Regions from separate parts of the Homo sapiens genome. Here region 1 is linked to region 2. A link is a loop called in an ENCODE intact Hi-C map of the cell type or tissue named here. Cell type or tissue: B cell. All regions are shown on one strand.

The links. A loop is a pair of places that touch in the nucleus more often than their neighbours do. Peaks named below come from ENCODE experiments on the same cell type or tissue, not always from the same donor. Only the 100,000 strongest peaks of a DNase experiment are listed, where the experiment ranks them.
Region 1: a loop joins it to region 2, with 31 times the contacts of the local background. A loop is called at or near these places in 4 of 110 quality-filtered maps.

What each region holds. Positions count from the first base shown.
Region 1 is chr1:183,684,269-183,686,768 of GRCh38, forward strand. It overlaps a transcript of RGL1 not described here. Among named protein-coding and RNA genes, the nearest start is that of APOBEC4, 32 kb to the left of the region's middle. RefSeq lists an enhancer at 1-429. In B cell, CTCF peaks have their summits at 1,051 (motif pointing left) and 1,060 (motif pointing left); a DNase peak (open chromatin) is centred at 1,023.
Region 2 is chr1:182,961,166-182,963,665 of GRCh38, forward strand. No RefSeq gene overlaps it. Among named protein-coding and RNA genes, the nearest start is that of SHCBP1L, 9.2 kb to the left of the region's middle. RefSeq lists an enhancer at 1,409-1,703. In B cell, CTCF peaks have their summits at 1,484 and 1,686; a DNase peak (open chromatin) is centred at 1,546; H3K4me3 peaks cover 413 bases.

The DNA of each region.
Region 1 (2,500 bases), 720 kb after region 2:
GCCTTTTTGTGCTGGTTTTTCCTCATCTTCATGGATTTATCCAGCTTTGGTCTTTGATGCTGGTGACTTTGGATGGGGTTTTTGTGTGGATGACCTTTTTGTTGATGTTTATGCTATTCCTTTCTGTTTGTTAGTTTTCCTTCTAACAGGCCTCTGTGCTGCCCCTCCTTCCACCAAGCTCGAGCGTCCCAGGTCGACTCCAGACTGCTGTGCTGGCAGCAAGAATTTTATGCCAGTGGATCTTAGCTTTCTGGGCTTCATGGGGGTGGGATCCACTGAGCTAGACCATTTGCCTCCCTGGCTTCAGCCCCCTTTCCAGGGGAGTGAACCGTTCTGTCTCACTGGTGTTCCAGGCGCCACTGGGGTATGAAAAAAACTTCTGCAGCTAGCTTGGTGTCTGCTCAAATGGCTGCCCAGTTTTGTGCTTGAAACCCAGGGCCCTGGTGGTGTAGGGACCCGAGGGAATCTCCTGGTCTGTGGGTTCCGAAGACCATGGGAAAAGCGTAGTGTCTGGGCCAGAGTGCACTGTCCCTCATGGCACAGTCCCTCACAGCTTCCCTTGGCTAGGGGAAGGAGTTCCCTGATCACTTGTGCTTCCTGGTTGAGAGGACGCCCCCACCCTGCTTCGGCTCACCCTCCATGGGCTGCACCCACTGTCTAACCAGTCCCAGTGAGATGAGCTAGGTATCTCAGTTGGAAATGCAGAAAATCACCCGCCTTCTGCGTTGATCTTGCTGGAAGCTACAGACCAGAGCTGTTTTTATTTGGCCATCTTCTATTTACATTTATTTTTATATGTAGTTATATATTTAAAACTTTATCTTGACCACTTGATTTAGAGTAATGGAAATTGGAGAAATGTATACAGTACAGAACATTCTACATTGGCTTTTTTTTTCCTATTTAAAATGCTTAAACGTTCTTTAACTCAAGAACTTTAATTTTGCTAATAACAAAGATTCTTAAGCTTAGTGTGAAACATGGAAAGGAAACGCCAGCAGCCTGGTTATGAATAGGATCAGCAGTGCCATCTTGTGGTAAATACCTTGAATTACAATTAGAGGCACCCGCATGGGATCTGGGAGACTAAGAAATTCTACTCTATGCTCAGTGATTTACATAGAATGTAAAAGGTATTTCTCACCATTTTAAGACTTTGGGTTTATATAATCAGAGGAGGTTCTTCCTTTACAAATGTGGCAAAGACTACAGTTTTCTACAAGACCTTTTAATGTTGAGCTTTTAATGTTACATACAATTACATTAAATGTTACTGTATGTAATATTAAAAACTACAGTTATAATTTCAAAAAGATTATAGTACATGAAACATTTTCTCTAGCAGCAGCTCTAATGTGTAATAAAACCTAGTATTATAGGTTAAATTGGATATATCTATAACATAATAAGGTAAGCAGCTATAGATAAGTCAAAGCATGGCAAGTATATGATCAGATAATAATCCTGTTTCCTTCAGACCTAACATGTGGTAATACAGTAATTTTGTGTTCTTTAGCTTGTCTGCTGCTTTTGAAAATTCTTTTCAACAGTTAACAAATATTGATGAATCCAACTGGAAAAAATAATGTTTACCTATTCATTAGTTCCAAGTCTGTGATAGTTAAATACGTGGGACCATTGTAGTTTCTAGAATAATTACATTTAAAATCCCCAGCACCTTGCAAAAATATTTATTCAATTCATATTTTGCTTTTTACGTTATCAACACATATTAGTTTAGAGAGTTTAGCACAAATCACTAACTAGACCAGTATTAGTAATCCATTGGTAATTCCAAGTCTCACACTGGATCATCTTGAAAATAGTTCATGGGTTACTATTTTTTTCATTAGTTATATATGTCATGCCGAATCAACATTATTTTCAGAAGTCATTCCTCTTTATTTTATTGCCCTTTTGTGTCACTTTCTTTTTCAAATTATAAAAGTAATATATGTTCATGATGCAAGTTCAGATATTAAAGTAATCATTCCTGATAAACTTAACCCCTGGAAATAATCACCATTTACAGTCTGGTGTATTATTTTCAGTTGCTGCATTTATTAATAAAAATATTTTCTCTTTTCAGTTGGTCAGAGGTAGGGGCACCCCATCTTCATTTCCCTCAGTGGCACTTTCTTCCAGAAAATTTGCTGACAATATGTTTTTTTTGTCTGCTAAGATAACTGGGAATTTCATTACCCTGATAGGAAATTTTGATTTTTATTCCTAGTTTTGCTGTTTCTCACTTCCTGCAGTGTTGGATTTATTGGGCACTGGATGACAACACTCTGTAGTGCTATACAGATTTCCTAGCATGTTCAGATATACATTAACCATGCATAGAAAGGTTGTAGAAAGCTTAATGACTTTGCCCAAGTTAGCTAACATGTGACTAGCCACGATTTAAATCCCTTCTGATTATACCTGTACCTAGGTGAATTCTTCTGGTCCCATGACTTTAAATACCATCTGTATTTGAGATGACTCTCAAATTTGT
Region 2 (2,500 bases):
GTCACCTAAACTGGCTTTAGGTAAAAAGTTAGGACCAAAATTAAAACAAACTGAAGAATCTCGTTGGCAACACGCTTGAGATTCTGCAGAGGAGAGAGAATAGCTCATTTATTTTACAGATATGTATTGAGCACCTATTCTGTGCTGGCATGGTATTTGGTGCTGGTGCTGAAGACAGACAATAAACATGATTTTTTACGTAAAATTGTCAAGAAAATAAAAACACATATCTACCCCAAAACTTGTACATTCACATCCATAGCAGAATTATTTATAATAGCTATAAAGTGGAAAGAACTTAAATGTCAATCAACTGATAAACAGATAAATAAAATGTGGTATAGCCATACAGTAGAATACTATTTGGCTATTTAAAAAGGAATAAAGTACTGCTGATACATACTACAACATGGATGAACCTTGAAAACATGCTAAATGACAGAAAATGAGGTCACAGAAACCCATATAACATATGATCCCATTTATATAAAATGTCCAGAATAGGCAAATCAATAGAGACAGAAAGTACATTAGTGGTTGCCTAGGGCTGGGGGTTGGGGGTTGCCAGGGAAGAGGGGCAGAGTTTGAAAAGGAATGGGAGCTGACTGCTAATGGGCCCAGGATTTCTTTCTGGGGTGATGAGAATGTACTATAATTGATTGTGATGATGACTGCCCAACTCTGAGAACTGAAACCATTGAATTGTATGCTTAAATGGGTGAACCGTATGGTATGTGAATTATATCTCAATTTTTAGAAATAAAATTTATGGCACATTATGTGACAGTTAGGTGCTATGGAGAATGATAAAAATATGGAGATGGATAGGGCAGAGCAGGGATGAGGACATTTTGGAGAGTAGGCCCGGGATATAATTTTTGTACAGAGCAGAGAGGGAAGGTCTCACCCGTAAGATGATGTTTGAGTAAAGATCTGAAGGAGGTCAAAAGGAAAATCTTGGACTTTGACAGCTGCAAAATAAGGAAAGTTTTTTCCATCACCAAGTCATTCCCAGGGTACAGTTCAGTTATAAAGAACATAGATAAATTAGTAGTAACACAGTTTTAGGAAGTCTTTAATACTAACACATTATTTTCATATTTCCCTATGTAAGAATAAATAAGGCTCACATCAGTCAGAAAACACTAAATAAGTACACTGGGGATTTAGGTATTTTGGAAGTTTTGTATGGTGGAGATTTGGTTTGTATTATTTTGGAGGTGCACACCAGGATGCTGTGAAATGTAATTGTATTTCTTTTTCCTTTTGTTTTCCTCAATTGAAAAAATAAGTATTAATGAACACTTCATTCGGCCATTTATTCACAAATAATTTTTCTCTCTTAGAACACTAATTTTTTTCCTCCTCAACTCTTTGACATTAACTTTGTAAACCACAAAAAAACTAAACAAACAAACAAACAAACACTTTGGAAACAAATACTCAATGGCAGTAAGAAACACAACAGTTCTTTGAAGCCTGTACCTCCTTATTTTGACCAGAGGAGAGCACTAGAGAGCTTTCGGGCTATTGAAGGGCCCCCCCGCAATCCCAAAGGGCTGGGTGGAGCCTGAAGCATTCAGCCAGGCATAGCTTTAAGTCCTGACTCAGAAGACAACAGCACAGCACTTTGCTAAAGGGCAAGCTCGGACACATTTCCGTAACATATAACACTTCTTTCACCTCAGACGTGATGTTCTGCTAAATCTTCAACATTTCATAATGTGTACTAACCCCTTGATACTTGTTTTGTGTTCTGCTTTTGTTTTCAGCTCTTTGGGAGGTAAACAATGATTTTAATTTCATTTTACATAAACCACACAAAAAAGAAAGAATCACCATACATGTTTAAGGGCACATGAACTCCACTAAGGAGAGGCAGTACTGGGTATGGACAAGACACAACCTAAAACTTCCGACTAAAGCTACCCTGGTGAAAAGCCAATGGCCCAAACTTGTCTTAACTATCAGAAGTCTTAGGTTTCAATTTTGATAGGAAAAGACACTAAGAATAACATCAGCTAATTAGCCTACAATTTGAACAGTGTATAAATATCTAATAATGGAGCAGACACTTAAAATGTATAATAACTGGGGTATCAACGGCAGAAGACAACAGACACTCTCAACCACTGTTGATGGAAATAGAAATAGTTAAAATCTTATTGGAAGGCATCTTGTTAAAAAAAAAAAACTTTCAAAATTTTAAGTGTGCATAATTTCAACCCAGCAATTCCATCTCTAGATATAAGTTCCCCCGAAATGCTGCACATGCACACAAAAATTTTATTTATAGTAGTTTTAATAATAATGATAATAGCATTTAGCACTTACTGTGGTAGGTGCAGTTCAAGAACTTTACATACGTTGACTAATTTATCTCTAAAAACAGCCTGGCGATCCCCATTTTATTGATGAGGAAGCTGAGGCAGGGACAGGTTAAGTAACAGCTGTGAAGAGGTGGAGCCAGGATTCGAATGCATGGATCCCAACGCCCCTG